2 separate regions of the Homo sapiens genome follow, and region 2 is linked to region 1. The links are chromatin loops, found by intact Hi-C in ENCODE. Cell type or tissue: ascending aorta. All regions are shown on one strand. Links, peaks and the distances in the headings refer to the core of each region. The heading gives the core; the rest is flanking DNA. Region 1 overlaps NOX3 (NADPH oxidase 3). Region 2 has its middle 38 kb from the start of NOX3.

The links. Hi-C counts contacts between places; a loop is a spot of excess contacts. Peaks named below come from ENCODE experiments on the same cell type or tissue, not always from the same donor. Only the 100,000 strongest peaks of a DNase experiment are listed, where the experiment ranks them.
Region 2: a loop joins it to region 1, with 5 times the contacts of the local background. A loop is called at or near these places in 3 of 110 quality-filtered maps.

The regions. Positions count from the first base shown.
Region 1 is chr6:155,413,758-155,423,550 of GRCh38, forward strand. NOX3 (NADPH oxidase 3) reads right to left here. Exons shown (of 14, transcript NM_015718.3): 10 at 8,937-9,099. Among named protein-coding and RNA genes, the nearest start is that of NOX3, 37 kb to the right of the region's middle. RefSeq lists enhancers at 4,545-4,694, 4,795-4,854. In ascending aorta, for the core only: no CTCF peak of the experiment used is centred there; a DNase peak (open chromatin) is centred at 4,744; H3K4me3 peaks cover 1,099 bases; H3K27ac peaks cover 1,452 bases.
Region 2 is chr6:155,488,981-155,498,773 of GRCh38, forward strand. No RefSeq gene overlaps it. Among named protein-coding and RNA genes, the nearest start is that of NOX3, 38 kb to the left of the region's middle. In ascending aorta, for the core only: no CTCF peak of the experiment used is centred there; DNase peaks (open chromatin) are centred at 4,831 and 6,271; H3K27ac peaks cover 4,460 bases.

The DNA of each region.
Region 1 (9,793 bases), core at 974-8,973:
CTCAGAGTTGGCATTGGGCATAGAGCAAATATCATTGATTTATTTTCTCTCTTTCCCATTCTTTAAGGAACATGCTTAAAACACATTCATAGATGGATAATAAACCAGAACATTTGCTTTATAAAAAAATCCTCCAATTTCAAATCTAGTCCCAGTCGTCCTTTCTTGAAAACTATCCCCATCTTAGCTTCCTCCGTACATGAAACTTTATCTTTTCAAATAGAAATCCTTCCTTACTTTCTCGTGGCCTAGCTGCATGTCAGCGTCCTTAGGGTTTGTCAAGCCTTTTATACTTTTTGCTTCCTCGTAATGGCTTTGTGTGTTTTTCCCTCCGTAATTGACTTGTAAGTGACACTGGGCAGCTTTGGTGTAAGAGGCTATGGAGGAAAAATGGATAGGCTCAGTAGAAGTGTTTCAGGCAGAAAAAGAAAGAAAGGGACTTTGAACAGAAGCAAAAGGTATTTACTTTGACTTTCTTTCATCTTTCTAATGGTGGGGGACACTCACTGGGAAGGGACATAAGAGTTCCAAGTCTGCATTTCGCCCATGAGAAAGGACCTGGTCAATGAGAGACCAAGTATCCCAAACAATAGGCTACAACTCTGTGATCTGTGCTTTCCAATGCTCACCCCACCTTAGTCTCCAAAAATAAAACAACCCTGAAATCAGCTACCTGTAGAAAGCATGCCTTTTCAGAATTTCATAGCTGATCTCAGAGACCAAAAATACCTGAGTTTACTTTAAAAGATTTTATTAAATAGAAAGTCATTCTCAGTAAAATAACAAAAGTTCTGAACTTTCATAGTAATAAAATTATTTTTTTTTACAGGACTCATCCAACACTTTTTTTTCTTTTCTTTTCTTTCTTTTTTTTTTTTTTTTTTTTTTGAGAGGGAGTCTCTCTCTGTTGCCCAGGCTGGAGTGCAATGGTGGGATCTTGGCTCACTGCAACCTCCACCTCCCGGGTTCAAGTGATTCTCCTGCCTCAGCTTCCCAAGTAGCTGGGATTACAGGCATGTGCCACCATGCACGACGAAGTTTTTATTTTTTAGTAGAGATGGGATTTCACCATGTTGGCCATGCTGGTCTCGAACTCCTGACCTCAAGTGATCCACCCACCTCGGCCTCCCAAAGCGCTGGGATTACCAGCATGAGCCATCGTGCCCAGCCACATTCTTGTAGATATAGTGGATGCCTAGATGTTTTGGGAGACCACTCTGGGACTGTCATGGCGTTGAGGGTTTCTGTGTGCATGTGGCCCGTCATAGACCTTAGTTTCACATCATTCCCAAGCGCTAATGATCAGCCCAAACTCAGCCATGTCCATTTGCAAGGGGCTTGGGTCTGAGCGACAGTCACAAGTTTGGGCTCTCTGTGTGTCCCTTCTCATTTTCATGTTTTCCCAAGCCAAGGCTTCTCTTTAAGAATTCTTCAGCAGCACATAGGGACCAGGTCAAAGAGGTCTGGGGCCAGTAGGAAATGGAACTGTGCTAAATTTTGATAAACAGTTTCAGAAAATGAATTGAGAAGCACTACCAATCTGTGTTACTATGAGAGCTCAGACTCTCTAATCAAAGTTGGATGCTTTCAGGCGATTACATCTCCAAAACTTGTGCCGTATCTTGAATAGATATCCATGAACACAGGCAGAGGGCACTTTCACAAATGCAATCTGTATGTCTTTATATCCAAAATAAATTTCCAGAGAATGAAACAGAAAAAAAATTATTTACCTATGTATTTATTTATGGCCCAGAACCCCTCTAAACAAGGAAAGTGTACACAAGAATACAGGTTTAGGATATAGTGTAGCATGGTACAACAGCTCAGCGTTGTGAGCCTATGAAGCCCATCTGCTGTGGTAGACTGCTGCTGGCTTCACCATGCAGGTAGAAGTTGCAAATAACTTGTGCAACTGGGCAAAAGTTATTTAACTCCAACCTAGATTACTGCGTATGTAAAATGGCAATAAACACAGAACAATAGCTCCTGAGGTTATTGTGAGGATGAAAGGATATGTTTTACTGAAGCATTTAATGCAACGTCTGGCAGACACAGTAAGTGCTCAGAAGATGTTAGCTGCTATTGTTACTATCCTTGTTTGTCATTTGGAGGAGCTTAGAGAATGAAGAATGAAGACAGTATATTATAGAGCAAAGAGGGACATGCGCCTTGCTTGGCATGTGTTCCCACTGGTCACTCCTGGTCACTGAGAAGGGAAGCCAAACTTGACCTCTAGCACCAGTGTCAGAAGCAGAATCTCAGCATTCATCATGAAGATGTGCTCCATGAAGGGGAAGCCCCTCACCAGGCTCGGTGTGTGCTAAACTCACCTAGAGGCGTTTTACAGGGAGCCAGGGGCCCACCTTGACCATCGCCTCCTCAAGGAGAAGGGCAGTGGCTTGCAGTGCCACCTGCCTCCTGCTGGGCAGCACGCCTCTGTACCCCACACTGTGCAAAAGAAAGAACAGAACAGACAGAAGCTTGAAACCAGCAGGATGACAGAAGCTCTGCATAGAGGGGAATCAGGATCATTTTCCAAAAGGAGAATTTCTCTCTGTGAAAAGATAAAGACTGGTGTTTAGAAAATATATTACCTCCTCAATAAATGATCACTCTTATTGTCCTGGTTTTTATTTTGTTTTTGTTAAGGGAATCCTGGATTAATACAATAGCAAATAAGAAGAAATAAAAGAAGAAATATTTCTTCTTAATGATAAGCCTACCTAATGTGTAAAAGTTCTAGTTTAAAGTGATACAGTTATAAAATTGTTTTTCTGGTGAACCATTATAAGGCCAAGACCAGGCTTTGTCAATAATTTTTCATCCTTAAGACATTTTCTGAATGTGATTATCCTCAATGTTAACTATTTCATGACTATATTGCTACTTCGCCCTGTGGCTGAGGACTGATCTCTTTTGGGCCTCCGTTTGGTCTAATTACAGTTAATAATCCTTGTTGGACAACTGAAACATCTGAAACATTCTTTTTTTTTTTTTTTTTTTTTTTTGAGACGGAGTCTCGCGCTATCCTCCAGGCTGGAGTGCAGTGGTGCAATCTCAGTTCACTGCAACCTCCACCTCCCAGGTTCAAGCAATTCTTATGCCTCAGCCTCCCGAGTAGCTGGGATTACAGGCACCTGACACCACGCCCGGCTAATTTTTGTATTTTTAGTAGAGATGGGGTTTTGCCATGTTGGTCAGGCTGGTCTCCAACTCCTGGCCTCAGGTGTTCCGCCCACCTCGACCTCCCAAAATGCTGGGATTGCAGGTGTGAGCCACCACACCTGGCCTGAAACATTATTTAATAGCAGAATGATTCCATAAATTGTGGCCTATCCACACTATGGAATACTCTAAAGACACCAAACAAAATGAAATAGATCATCAGGTATTGACACTGACGGTGCCCGAAGTTATGCTTTAATGAAAAACAAAACAAATTACACTTCCTCTGCCTTCTACACACACACACCCCTATTTATGCATGAATGTGTATAGGTATATGCATATAAATGCATGGAAAAGGAATGGAATGAGACATATTCAACTGTTTAATGGTGAGTTTCTTAGGGAGCAAAGTTGGGGAGGTGTTTAGTTTGGGGAGGGAGGTGAAGGGAGATTTTAAAATGTTTGTGTATTTCATTGGACTCTTTTGCAAGAAGACTGTAGTCACGCAATCTGTGGTTAATAAACCAAGATATTAAACATATTAATACTGGTCACTTCCGCACAGAGCAATGGTGAGGGCTGATGGGGTACTGAGGCCTTTTGAGGCCCTCCGAGGAAAGACAAGAAGCATACATTTCTTTAGGAGAAGCATGAATGGCCCCTCCTAAAGAGGCCAACTGATGGCAGGAATCTTGGTGATTAGTAGAGATGATCAGTTCCAGGAGTAGTCAGAGCTCCAGTGTGAGGGAAAGTGAAAGTAAATAATTTCTCAAAGTAAACAGATTAAATTAAATGCATTTTTCATTCACTAGAAAAGAGAGCAGGCCCTCCTTTGTTTTATTAATATATTTTAGTAGAGTATGGATTTTTTGTCTTTTTTGGCCTCTTTCCCTTGTTCCCACTGGCCCGTGCTGTCTTTTTATTTGAATTATCTGTTTATTATATTAGGTTAAGAACCCAAAGGCCATTTTGCATGGGACACACTATAAATACCCATTATCATGGTTATATATTATGGAGCTGATGAAGGAAGACAATTTATGAAGAAATGAGATTATCTCAGTTCTTGTATAATCTGTTGTATCGTAGTCTGAAGACTACATATGCAGTTAAGAAAACGAACCGCATCTTGCAGTTGGCAGTTGTCTCAGTCCTGACTGCACAGCTGTGATATTAGGGAGAACTAAAATGTGTAAGCCAATCTATTTATGTCAGCAATCCTCCCCCTCCCTCCCCATTCATACACACCTATTTCATTCATCATTTTGACAGTTTGCACAAGCAAACCGTCCTAATTTTTTTTCAAGAGCTCTTTTCACAAATTGAGTGTGATGTAGAATTAATCATACCCGTTAGGCAGGAGGTGGAGGACTTTATTGCTAGAGGGCATTTTTCACCCCCAGCATTCAGCTTCCTCCATATTGCATCACAGAGAATTCTCAACCACCCTCAGCCTTCCCTCATCCCACAGGGGCACAGCGTTCTCAGCTGCCTTCAACTCAGTGAAGTTTGGCTCTTACTTCTGCGTTGAAAATATTTCTTTCATGTATTACAACTTTTTTCCATTTTCATCACAGCAAGCCATCATTATACTTCTTGTTATTTGGCCTTCTTGGGAAATCCCCTCCTGCCCATTCTTCCCCCTCCCCTTCCACTCCCCGCCCCCTCCCAGATCTTTCAAAACAAAAGTACTTAGAAACAAAGATATTTTAAGACATCAGCTTCAAATGGAAAGTACTACTTATGACGCTTCCCACTGAGGAAGTGGCAGGCGCCTTATTGGTTGTGCTCCTGCATTTTACTTAGAAGTTTTCTAGAATAATGCAACAGAGGAGAAGGGTAAAGAAGTTCTAGTTTGCAACGGTGACAATTGAGAAAACTTTGGTGCACATTTTTTCCTATAGACTTGCAACTTGAGTTTTGTGTGTAAAAATGTATGCCTTATGCCAACCAGTGTTTTTACACATGGAGGAAAAAAAAATCCCACCTAATCGCAGTTAACCATTTAAGCTTAAAATTCTGGCTCTCAACGCCTATGCGAGTTGTCCTTTCCTTCCTTATTACAAAAGAGGACAATCTGAAAACTATAGTCCAGACTTAAAATTGTGAAGACACCGTTAGATAAATATGTACTGCTTTGCTCTGTGGCACTTCAAAAATTATATAGACTCTGACAGTTTAGTGGAAGGAGTAGTCTTTATATCTCAAAAGCATGTAGGTAGCCCTGACAAATATTAGTTACATAAGCCTAATAGTAGCTATACTCAAACCAACACAAAGTTGCTTTAAAAGAGAGAAACTTCCTAAACCTGTTCTCATGCCTGCAGACGCTTAAGGAATTGGATCTGAACTGTAATTTTCAGCCCAAACTTTCAATAGCATGAAAACCTCACTTCTTCCATGAAAGAACTTTGAAGCAGAAATCAGAAACACATGCTCAGGTCCTGACTCAGTGGTGAACAAGCTGGGTGACTTTGGACAAATCATCTCCGCTCGAGGTGCAGATACTGACTTTCATGGTCCTATGCAAAGCTAGGAGATTAGGACCTTTAAGTTATTTTATGATTCCACACTTTAGCTTCCTTTCTCCCATATGACATTATTTCTGCCCTTATTTTCACCTGAGTCGTGTCCAAATAGTCCCTCACATTTTTATAAGCGATGAAAACATTGCTTTTATATTTTTTACTCTACTGTTTCTGTTTCTTGGAATAGAGATCAATGTCCCTATTTTATGGTTTTGTGGTGACTGCAGTGCTGAAAGCCTTGAGAAACGCCACAAGCAGAGCCCAGGAATGACAATGGAATGCTGAGAAAGGAGGCAAAATTAAGATTTTGTAGGCTCCTGTATGAATTTTAAAATTTTTGGGGGTTCTTATAAGATTTTTCCTCTATATTCCTAGTAAAATAATTGGAATTTAGTAAAAATCATTGAAGAATTTTTTTGGTTACATAAACAAAACCTTAATACCCTTAAATTTTAAAGAAAATTGTGTACAGAAGCCATTGTTTATTCTTTTTGGACATGTAGACATTTATTCACTCATTGATTTATTCAATATTTTTACTATATATATAGTTATCACATGTTGTATGTGTATATATATATATGTATGAAGATATCCAGAGAAGCTATGTTCAAGGAACTCACAGTCTGTTAGAGAAAATAAGATTATTTCACGAATCTTAATACAGGAAAGATATGTGACATAACAGTAGGGCAGCAAAGGAGTGGTGGAGGTTAAGAGAAGGGGGAGGTGATTGTGAGTCGGGTGTAATGACAATGAGACTTTGCATGTCTCTGAGCAGGACTTGAAATATTAGTTGGATTAGTGAGTGAATGAAAATGAGACACGCTATCCACCACCATCTTCCTGTGAAGCATGAAGTGACTTTTAGTGTCGTGGAAACCATGAAGCAGTGAGCCACCTCTCTGAGTGGGATTTACTTGGTAGGCAGCAAGAGGGAAGGAAGAACTTAGGGTGGCTGAAAAATCATCACGAACCAAAACAAAGCATTGCTGTGAGGTCCAAATATCCCAGTCACTGTTTTGCTTGCTTTGTTAAATATATTATGGCGTAGAGGAAAGAAGATGAGCTTTGGTGCCAGAAGGATCTAGATTCAAACTCTAGTTCTAGTATTATTTAGCTCTCTGTGTGTCAGGGTCCTCATCAGTATTGAGAATATTACCTATCTGAATGAGCTATTATGAGCATTTAGTAAAATGACTGTCATTTCTATTAGCTTTGTGATCAGGCCTTAGTTTTCTCATCTGTAAAATGGGAATAAAAATGATAAGTATGACGAAAAGATGGCATGAGATAGTGCATGTAAAATGCCCAGTTTCCTTCCTGTTAGGTAGTCAGTGCTTGATAAATCTAGGCCATTAGTAATAGCAGTACTGGTAACCTATTTATACCTTTGGTAGATACAATCAGCATTTAGATAATCATCTATATTTCTGTATACACATTTCTATGGTAATATTTCCATATTATTTGTCTTATTTAGCATTAAAACTCCCTGTTGGATATGGATTCTTATTTCTCCGTTATGTGGATCAGGAAACTCAGCTCAGAGAGGTGAACTGCAGGCAGTATTTCAGTCAGGGTGGAATCAGGCATGTTCTTTGATGACAGCAAAATTCAGGTGCCGATTCTATGAGCAGGAATCCCACCGTCTTCCTAAAATATTGCTCCAGGGTTGCAGGAGGAGCTGGGGGTCACGTCTACCATGTGTTGGTTTTGTCATGGAAAGAGCCAGATGAACCTAAGTTTGAATCCTGATTCTGCCTTTGATTACCCATGTCTTTTCAGGAAAATCAATTTAATCTCTCCAAGCTTCAGGTTCCTTACCTGGAAAACAGGCCTTGTGTTACTTACTTTATAAGGTTGTTGGGGAGATTAAAAAATTCAAATGAGAAAATGTATGTCAAGGACCTGTCACTTGGAAACTCATGAAATAGTTAACTGCTGTTTCTTAGTTGGCAGAGACCCGAGTTTAGAGATCTTCTAGCCCTCATTGCCTGGGATGCTTCACAGAATACGAATTCTTGATAGGTGTTAGGTGAGGAAAGGTTCTGTAGCTAAATAAGCTTGGGAAAGATAGATGAAACAAAACTGAATGAGGATCTTTTCTGCGGAACTTTTTTTAGAGACAGAGTCTCGCTCTGTTGCCCAGGCTGGAGTGCAGTGGTGCGATCACGGCTCACTGCTTTGAACTCCCTAATATTTAATTTTCTTGCAGAGATGATGTCTCTCTATGCGGCCCGGGCTGGTCTAGCGTCAAACTCCTGGCCTCAAGTGATCCTCCCACTTCAATCTCCCAAAGTGCTGGGGTTACAGGCATGAGCTACTGCGCCCCACCCCCGCAGAACTTATTTAATGGCTAGTGGATGATGTCTTCTAGAGTGGGATGTTGCAGGAGCGTTGCTTAAGTTCCTTTGACTACGGAATTCTCTCTAGTGGATCATGTCAGGTGACAGATGTCCCATGGTTTACACATTGAGACCTGGTGGTTAAGTCAAGCGTCTCCCTTTGATAGATGAGGACACTGTGGACAAAGGGTTAAGCAGAGAAGATATGCAGGACGGCCCAGCACCAAGCTCGTCTGCCATCCTCACTCCTCCTGCATTCATACGGCTTTGGGTTATCAGGGCTCTTTGCCTACCATTGCTCTAGTGCCTGCTGCTGGTCCTAAGAGGGTCCAAGTATCGGATGGAGTGTCTAGATACGACAAAGGACGGAAAGAAATTCTAGAGGCATCTAGTTGTAAAACATACAGGAAATGACAAAAGGGAGATTCAGAGCGGGATGGCCACCCCACAGCAAGCCGGCCAATAAATCCCAATTGTGGCTTCTTGTTAGGACTGAGTCCACGAGAGGAGGACATCGAATTGTACACTTGCAACCACAGTCTGAAGCTAAAGAGACTAAGGAGAGGTTGCCTCTTAATATTGCGAACTGCCACCCAGTCACATAGCCATTTGCAGCCTGTCCATATTTTACTGAGATGAGCAATTACATGTCCTGTAATGGCAATGAAGCAATAAAATTTATGTCTTGTCATCTTTAACAAGATTAGACATAACCCTACTCATAAATGTAATACTGAGTGGAGATTTTTAAGAACATAAGTATAGTTAAGGATCCTTGAGTTTATCCCTCATAGTTAATTAAAATCCTCCCCAAGAATCGGCAGATGATAGATATAAGGACATTGAACCTTTTAATCCATGGAAGGGTGAACTAATGATTTTTCCGTACCTTGCTCAGCTTCAGTGGGGTCTGTGCCTCACTGCATTTGTACCATATAGATTTCAGAAGAGCAGCGAAGGGAGTGACTCCGATCCCCGCGGCAACGCACACACACACTGGGTAGTGAAATACATCTGTCAGGGCAGTTCCAAAGGGCCCGTCCACTGCCAGCCTGGAATCATAGAGGAATGCAGCCTATTTGACCTTCAGAACACCTTGCTCGTGAACCCAGAACCATCCGGAGCTGGTGCTTTTTACAGGACGTGTTTGCCAGTGCATGCAGAGGTTGACTCTGTGCCTGAAAATGCCCTATTTGGAGAGCCTGGGGTTAGCATGAGGATTTCCAGCTCTGCCTTATTGGGAGACAACGAGGTTGTCCTGGCCCAGGCACTGTTCATGGAAGGACAAAGCCTGACATCTCTCGCTATAGCTCAGGCCTCGTCCATGTGGCATGCTCTCCTTACAGCGCTTAGAAGCTTGTTTTGGCTCCAAGTATCATTGAGGCTGCTGGAAGAGCTATTTCCCTTTCCACCCCAGCTGCCATCAGAGGGAAAAATCTGGAAGCATCAAGGAAGCTTAGCAGGCTTCTATTTCCTCTTCCTAATGTCATTCTCCCCTGTTTACATTTGGTCACACATCTTAGTAGGTTTATGTAATTTTAGTCTAATGGAAGCTATTCATTTGGAATAAATATAATTTTGAAGTCATTTGTCAGTTATGTGGAACTTCTAAAACCCATTATTTTAGATTATACTGACTCAAAATCTGTGGTAATTAGGCCTTGGGTAGCACTGGTATTTTTCTTTGCTTAGCAAATTTTTCTTAATAAGGATAAAGTATATTCATTGAATAAATAAGAGGGTCCT
Region 2 (9,793 bases), core at 1,071-9,070, 75 kb after region 1:
TCTGGTTTTAAAGATTTTAACAAAAAAAGATTTTAATTTTTATTTAAGTAGTCATAATAATGAGTGGATAAGGCCCCCAAAATGCCCATAAAAATTGCTAAATGTTTCTGCAAAAAGTACTCCATCCAGAGCTGCTTCTCACCGTTCATCCCTTCACTGTCTCTTTTTGTGGGGACTAAAAGTTTCCCATTAGTACATAACAGACAGTCATTAAACTTTAAACGTGAACACACTCTCCCAATCTATTTGGTAGGAATAGCACATGTCTTTTCAGGTCATCAATTTACAGGGAAGTTAGATCATCTTTTTTCTGGGATACTGTGCAATTGATTTCTCAAAGGTCACCAATGAACTCCTCCAAGTGAATTGAATTTAAAATTTAGCTTAGCCTTAAAGGGCATTGCAGTTCAATGGTCTAAATCAGGGATTAACAATTAAATGCCTGTTTTTCTGGCATACTGGTGACATGAGAGATTTCATGGATGTCCAGGGTCAGCAAGGGGTACCAACTTTTGCTTCTGGTTATGTGTATATTTTTTGCACATGATGTGAGATATATCTGTAGCTTTAAAAATAAATATATCTGGAGAATTTTAAGAGTATTGGACTTTATAATTTAATATGATTTATTCTACTTAGTTAACTAGAACCCCATTTGCCTGCTGAGTTGAGTTGCACCAGGGTGGCAATCTTAACCAGTAGTACTTGTTAGGATCTATTTATGAATCCGCAGGTGTAACCTCCATGCTGGGACATTCTGATTTTTTAGAGCTCTGGATAGTATATTTTGACAAAGTTCTCTGGTGATTACAATAAACAATAGTGTCATACACCTATGTGTGTATATGTATGTACATATATTTATACACATAGATAAATACGTATTTTTCACTTTACAATGTACTGCAGAAATCTTACAACATCAGTGCACATGGTAAGCTCATTCTTTTTAATGGCTGCACTGACTCATTAACTTGATGAACATTTTAAGAGCATGTTTCTTTACCTCTCTGTGCCTAATAAATTTTTCATCTGTAAAGTGGGGGTAATAGCAATACGTACCTTATAAGGTTGTTGTGAGGATTCAATGTATTCATGTACGCAAAAGACTCAGAAATAGATCTAGAAGCTAATAGGCATTATACAAATTTTTGATAAGATTATTGTCATCATTATTATTTTTACCCACAATCTAACATTACTCCTAAGAGATATTAAAATGCACAGACAGAGTTTGTTGTGTCTTCAGGTAGTGGCAATTACATGAGAATTTGGATAATTTTTTTCAAACTTTTCTATCAGCTGCAATCCAATTGTAAGTGGATTCGAGAATGAAGTAGGTAGAGTGTGAAGTTCCCTAGGAAGCAGGAGAACTTAGTTCTTACTTTAATCTGCCACTGGAAGTATGCAACTTTGGACAAGTCATATATAAATTCTGAGACTAAAACTCTCCATGTCCGAAACGAGGGTGTTGGAAAAAATGGTCTCTAAAGTATCAATAGCTTTAACTCCCAGTTAGTGTTGTGGAAACAAAGAGAAGACAAATATAAAGTTTTTCCCAGGGTGTAGGCTTTAAGATGGAGGACACCTTGGTGTTTTCTTCAGAACTGAAGTAGCAATGTCTAGAGTTGCCTTTTTCTCTTAGTAGGCACTCAGGAAAATTCTGTCAAAGGAATGTTAAAAAAAAAAGATACTCAAAATGCAAAGTGAATATCAGGTACACAATGGGTCTTCATACCTTTTTATTTTTAACTGATTATATGAGTTTCCAGAAATCTTTCTAGGAATTAGACCTAAATGCCTATCTTATCTTTGAAAAAAAAATTTAAATAGATTTGATTTTATTGTTAGCACATCAACACATATCTATTTCTATTGCTATATTAACAGACTGTAACTGAATCACGTCGACAGTTGCAAAATACTCTGTCTGGGTTACTTTATTAAACTAAAAGAATGGAAGATGCATAAAAAATTCCATTTATACTTGGTGTGTACTAAGTGAGCATCATGGAAAAGTCTAGTTCCTCTTAGGGAAACCACTTAAATGTAGTAGTCAGTTGGAAGGAACTATTGGACTATTATTTAGAGCAATCCTTTCACACTGATCAATGAAGATGAATTTTTGTAGAGTAGCACAATCAGATGTAGCTACATTATGCTTTCATAACATTAGCATTTGTTATATGATTGGAGAAGAGCCCAGAGATCTTGGAAGGTGAAAGGATGGGCCCCTTGAATCTGTTAGTGCTACTTCCACTTGCCCATTCAAAGTGACTGCTTCCAGAGATCCTATGGCATGTTATGCATCCTTGTGCTTTGAGGCCACTGAAATAGTATTAATTTTTTCATGCTGGAGTATGGATTTTTAAAATGCCAAGTTTCATTTAATTATATGGTGAAACCAAACCACACTTCTTCTTAATCAGAAATATTGTGAGGGCAAAGTAGGGAAACCCAATGAATTATAATAAATAATAGTGAGTTTTCCTATAAAACTTACTGAAAGATGCAACAGGTCAACCAATCTATGAACCTCTGGAGGGTAACAAGACAGTAAACTTGACATTGCACAGTATTTGACATACTGTGGTATTTGACATACAGTGAATCATTATTTACATTTTATCCAAAAACATTTACCTGAGAAAAGGTCATGACGTTAAATTTGGAGACATTTACAGCAATTGCCAAATGTTTACTATCTACATGAATGTCATGCTTCTCAGTCAAAAGCAGGTTGATGTGCTAAATGTCAATTATTTCAACTTGTTTGATGGTAGCACAGATTGCCAAGCAACATAAAAAGAGGTTTAATAAATATTATATACACTACTAACCATTAATCTTGCGTAGCAGAGGCTCGAGTTTTACATATAGAGGATTTATGACAAGCAACAGCTCAGGACATTAACGCTCAATTATTACAGTCCTGGATGGTGGCACTACCATTAGCTCCTGGAAGATCACCTTGTTTCTTCTGCTTCTGCTGCCACTTTGGAGGAGGCATCAGAGAGAATGGAATTATTTCAGGAAATAGCACTGTGATTTTTTTTGTGTGTGTTTTCCAGTCCTTTTTAGAATTAGCAGCAAAGGAGGATTACCCAGAGTTATGTTGGTGGGAAATTGAATTGTTCCATTTTTCTAACTGATTATAAGGCATTGTGATACTCTGCAAGAACTCCAAAGACTTCAAGAGAACAGCATACAAATGTTAAGTGGGATACAATAGCACCAATGGAATAAAAAGTGGTGAGGGAGCCAGCAGCAAGGGAAATGTGAATAGTTTCTAGCATGGTTTATCAGCACTAAAACTTGATGAAGGCAAGTATGAACTTTTTTCCTTTTCTTCTAATCGCCACATATGTACATAACAATGGACTCAGTGATATAACCACAAAACTCCCTTGAATTAAGTGATCAAGGTCAATATTCTGAAAAGAGCTAAAATGAACATGCACATATGCCATTTAGTCTTTCTTGATTTCTTTTCATTGGCATCTGAGTCTGAGAATAAACTCAGGTTACTGGCCAATGTTTGATGCTATCTGATAAGCACTTATTGAGCACTACTGGATGCAAGACATGGTACTAGGCTCTGCTATAGGAGAGCATGTAGTCAGGGAGGAAGATGGTAAAACAGTGCAAGTTAGACCATGTACCTATCACAAGAAAGGAAAAAACACAATTCCCCAAGGGTTTAGGAGGAGAAATCATGAGCAGTAGCAAATAAATCTTCATGGAAGCATTCGTGCTAAAGGCGGGTAGGGCACGCTCACATGGAAGCAAGTGTGGAAGAACTCTCAGGCTGGCAGGACACCAGGAGCTGGTGTGAAAAGGGTTGCATCACTGCAGGTGGGCACAATGGTTAGCTTTGCCAAAGTCAGAGGATTTGTGAAGAGAGTGTGGGATGTCAGCCTAAAAATGTAGGATTAAGGTGGCTGGTGAAGAATCTGGAGCACCAGGTAAGTTTGGTTTTTATTCTGGAAGCAAATAGAGTCACTGGAACTCTGAGCAGACCAGAGCTTGCTTGGTGATGTGGTTTGGCTGTGTCCCCACCCAGAGCTCCTATTTAATTGTATTAAATAGCTCCCATAATCCCCAGGTGTCGTAGAAGGGACTGGTGGGAGGTAATTGAATCAGGGGGGCAGGTTTTTCCCATGCTGTACTCATGATAGTGAATAAATCTCATAAGATCTGATGGTTTTATAAAGCGCAGTTCCCCTGCACATGCTCTCTTGCCTGCCACCATGTAAGATGTGACTTTGCTCCTCCTTCGCCTTCCACCATGCTTGTGAGGCCTCCTCTCTGTGAGTCCATTAAACCTCTTTTCTTTACAAATTACCCAGTCTTGGGTATTTCTTCATAGTAGTATGAAAATGGACTAACACACTTGGCAAAGATTAATCTGGGGTGGGGTGTGGATGGGGGGAGGAGGGTCAGGAGAGTGAAAATGGCATTCTGAAAAGAAGAGAAAAAGGGAGACTCAGAGGGGTTGGAATCAGGGCAAGAGGGGCAAGGAGACACACAGTCTTATTTTTAATGGTACATTGGCAAAGACAATCACAAGAAGCAGTGGCATTTCCTTCCTGGGAGATCCTTAACCTCTCACCAGTCAAGGGAGGTTTAAGTGTCCTTCCTTGATAGAAAGACAACTGAGCTAGTGGATCTCTCCATCCTTACAATAAAGGGATTTCTAAAAATGAGTGCAAAAATTTAGTCAGGAGTTTTCTTCCCTTGACTATGTGAGTAATCACAGAAGAATGCTTATGGTAAGCCTCTTACTTCCTACATGCAAATTCAATTCGCCTGAGCTGTTTTGCGGCTTATGCCAGACGTCTTGAGTCATCTCCCCAAGCAAATAATGTAAGCAGTTCTTTCAACATTGAAATGTGGATTTATTCTAGGACCGGAGACATATTACTAGTATTTTCCAGCACTGGCTCTAGGCTAGACAAATAAAGTTTACTTTTAAAAAGGTCAAAAGCACTTTCCAGACTCAAAGTCTCACTCCTTTCAAACTTCTAGGTCACCTGATGCTTGCAACATCATGTACTTATGTTAAATATTGAAGGTCTCTGATAAAATATAATAATATCAGAAAAGGCTAAGTCACTCTGTTATATTCACTTATTAGCCCAAATTAGTCCATATTCACTTATTAGTCCAAATTCACATTATATTTCTTACCAACCACCTAGTAGGGATTTAAAAAAATATTATAGGTAAATGATAGAGAAAGTAAGGGCTCTCCTTGAACAAGTAAGGCAGTGACCAAAAGAAGGCATTGGGAAGAATGGAGTACTTTCAGGAAATAACACCTTGATGTTTTCTTTGTGCTTTCCAGTCAAGTTGATGAATAGATAAGTAAACAAATGGCTTAATTCATAGTTAAAACTAACGCACATACTTACTACCTAATTTTAGCTAGCGTCTTGGGATATTCAATGAATTTGAATGTTATTTTTAATATTTGATTGGCTATATCTGTAAACCATAGACTTCTGTTTCAACTTCAGAGCACGGAACAATGGTTGGAAGTAACAGATGTTTTTTTCCCCACCAGAAGAAAGAAGTATAAGAAAATATACTTCTGCTCCTCAAATAAATAAAGGGTCAGTTCACAAAGTATTGAGTTACCTGAAGCCTGAGTAACCATGGAGTTTGTTTCACTGGTCTGCTGGGTAGATGGGATTTAGATATCAATTGGGTGGCTGGACTAAAGCGATCTTTAAAATTCCTCGCAATTTTGAGATCGTTTGCCAGAAGAGTGCTGAGGACGATAAAGTGATCATATTAAGAACTTAAGCCTGAAGAAAGTGGCTAAAATAACTCAATATGCTTTACATGTCTTAGCTAAGTGATGAATTGGATAGATGCAATACCTCTTGACTGCCAGCTGAAGGGTAAAAAGAAGGATAGGATTATATATAGTGCCAAGAGGAGGTATAATGAGAAATAATACTATGAAATTTACTAAAGGAAACTGAGATCTGAATTAGAAACATTTTTTCAAATTAGAGCTTCAAAATCTAATGTGTTTTGGCACCGTCTCCCAAGGGCAGCCAGAGAAGGCCTTTGAAGAGCTCTGTGCAGCCTTGGTTGGAGCCATTTAAGCAACATGCCCTTTAGAAAATAAAAAGCCTTTCCGGAGGACAGGGGGAAGGGTTGTGCAATTTCTTTCAACACAAAATATTTTGATGTGAGGATTTCTCCTTAGGTTTATCTTCCTCAGACCATTTCTTCTGTAAACAGGCTGCAAGCAGACCCAGGCTTGACACACACAGGCTGCAAATTAAGAAGAATCCTGGGGGAATGCCTGAAACAGCGCTCCAAGCCTGCTCCCTTGTGGTCATGGGGTTAGCAAGACAGCAGCCATGTCTTTGGATAGTTTCTGCCCTCTTTCCTTTTGGAAACTTGGTTTGGAGGAAGCCTAGGCACCTCTGCGTGCCGTTCTTCTCTCCCTTCCCCTTAAGCTAGTACTTCCAATTTTTGTCTGGTGACCCTCAGGCCAGCAGAGGTGGGGAGAGGAGAAGCCTGCCTTTTCCCCTCACGGTTGGAGCTCGGTGTTTCCTGATTATTGAAGCCCACTCGCTTTGCTTTTCCCTCCCTTTTCCCGGGGCCAGATCTGTTCTTCACTTCTCTGGCAAGTACACTCGCCGGCTCACTTGCCTTTTCTGAATCAAAAATGCCACCTCTTCACTTTTGTTTAAAATAGGGAGGCAGCAGCTCAATATATCTGATCAATATTAGGAGCCAAGAACCCCTGGGTCTGAATCAGAGCCCTGGATCTTTCTCACTGTATAACCTAACTTAACAACCATGGACAAATCATGGAAACACTCTAAAGCTCAGATTCTTTATTTGTAAACTGCGGATGTCCTATTTTTCTCACAAACTACCATGGGGATCAAAAGTGATGATATATGTATATGTAGTTTTGGTGGTAAAGTTCTATGTTACTGTTAGTTACTATTGTTCCCAATAAACTGGGTACATCTTTCTTTGGCCTGTTGTATATACAATAACCTCCCAGTGGGACTTTGTCCCTCCTAATAAGATCTAAGTTCCGCAAGAGGGAAAGGATGTTTACTGCCCTATTCTTTAAACCTATAGAAGTGTTCAGAAGGCCATGAGCATCTTTGAGGGCTAAAGAAATCTGAGGGAAGCTAGGAGGTTTATCTATTCTTTGGTAGACAAGGGGCGAAAGAAATCCATGTCCTGTGGCCATGGGAATGGAAGAGGGCAGTACAAGATCAGGACAGGTGGATGAAAGGAAAAAGGGGACTTAGTTTTAGATTTAGGTGCTTCTGGACTTTCTCTGATAGCAGGTATTATAGGCTAAATTGGTGTCCTATCTCCCAAATTGATGTTGAAAGCCTAACCCCCAGTATCTCAAACTGTGGCTGCATTTGGAAACAGGGCCTTTAAAAAGGTAATTAAGTTAAAATGAGATCATTAGGGTGGGCCCTAATCCAGTATAACTGGTGTCCTTCTAAGAACAAGAAATTTGGACACAAACATGTACAGAGGGAAGACCACGTGAAGACACAGAGAAGCATACAAAGGAATGAAGTACTGATGCCTACTGCAATCCACAAGCCACCCAGAACTGTGAGAAAATGGATTTCTATTGTTTCAGTCATTCAGTCTGTGGTTCATTGCTATGGTAGCCCAAGCTACTAATACAGAGGGCTTGGGCTGGTGTAGCTCCATGCTGTCTGGCTGAATAAACCCCACCCTGCCTTCCTAGGGCCTTCTTTCCTCAGGAGTCAGGCATCACCAAAGGTATAGACTTGGCTGTCTTCCTCTTGGCCAGGTGAATACCTGGCAGTGATGTGTTTCTGATACTGCATGTTGTAGTCATGGAAAATATTTGTCTTTGAAGCATCACCCTCTGCCCACGGTATGTAGTTCTACAGGTCTGTAAGAGCACCATTGTGTTCTAGGTACATCATGGTAGACCAGAGGCTGTCCAATGGCCGACATTTAGGTTGTTTCCTTCTGCGTGGCTGGGACTACAGGTGTGCATTACCGTGCTTGACTATTTCATTTTTTGATTTTTAGTACAGATGAGATCTCTTTACGTTGCACAGGTAGGAGAATTGCTTGAGTCCAGGAGTTCGAGACCACCTTGGGCAACATAGCCATACTGTATCTCTAAGACAAGTAATAATAATAATAAAATATTAGCTGGATTTGTTGGCATTCGCCTGTAGTCCTAGCTACCTAGGAGGTTGAGGTGATCACTTGAGCCAGGGAGATAGAGGCTGTGATCACACCACTGCAATCCAGCCTGGGTGACAGACAGAGTGAGACCCTGTCTCAAAAAAAAAAAAAAAAAAAAAAAAGAAGGCAGAATCTTCTGCTTCTGAGGATATAATTGGTGATTTATATCACTAGCCACTGTCCTGTGATATTAACAGGTCTTAACTCTTCACTCATGTTAATAATCCTGAGATGAGGTTCCTCCTCTGGAGTATTGACTCAGAGCTAGCAAATAAGTAATTGTGATCATTCCAAATCACTCACTGCACCTTAGAGAGACGTTTCCGCTCTTTGCAGTTCTTTAGTATCATTCTTAAAGTTTGTTACTAATCTGCTATGCATTAACTAATAATCAGTTATATTATCATCTCCCCAAAGCACAGATGATAATACGTCAATCCTGCTGTTTAGACATTTCAAAACATTTTATTCTCAAAGAAAAGTTAGCTAGGAAGCTAGCTGGGAAGGATAGTTCAAAAGTAACAAGAAAGCCCCTTTTAGAAGGATGAGGTTATTTCCTGGGCAAGATGCAAATACTAACCTGTGTGCTCCACTAACCCACAGTGGACCTCGTGTTCAATGCCTAAAAGAATAATTCAAAGGAAGTTTTCCAATATTCACTGTCAGTTGTGATAGCTTTGACATTGTAGTCATGGTATAAGAGTTAAATAAATTCAAGAGAGAAATATTTATCTAAACTCTCTGGCAATGGTACTGTTATTCTCTTTTGTTAGTGAATAATTGAAAAGGTATCAAATAGCAAAGTTTCAATTATTCATCAAGTTACTTCATTTACTAGACAAATGTCTATAGGCAAATAACTGATACTTGAATTAAAAACTGGCAACATCTCCACAGGTTTGCTTATTGGGTCATCATTGCTTGAATCCTCAAATATAAAAGCTTCATACAAATTGTCTATCAGTGGTTACAGAGGGAGTTTGGTATTTACATTAGTTTTCTATTTCTGCTATAACAAATTACCATGAATTTAGCACTTAAACAATACGCATGTATGATCTCATAGCTCTGAAGGTCTGAGGTCTGGGTAGAGTTTAGCTCAGCTAGATCCTCTGCTTAGAGTCCAGAAGGCTGATTCTTTCTGGACACTGAGAGATGAATCCACTTTTAGGCTCATACAGTTTGTTGGCTGAACTCCGTTCTATGTGGTTATAGGACTGAGGTCTCTATTTTGTTGCTGACTGTCACTTGGGAGCCAGTCTTTGCTCCTAGTCTGCCCATATTGCTTCTTATGCATTCATGTGAGGCCCCTCCAGGAGCAATAGGTTGAGTCACTTTTGTGCTTCAAATCCCTCTGGCTTCTTTTCTGGTACACCTCTGCTGCCTCCAGCTGGAAAAATGTTCTCTGCTCAATTTTTTTAAAATTTCTTTTTTAATTTATATATATATTTTTGAGATAGAGTCTCGCTCTGTCACCCATGCTGGAGTGCAGTGGCACACCCTTGACTCACCACAACCTCTGCCTCCTGGGTTCAAGAAATTCTCCTCCCTCAGCCTCCCGAGT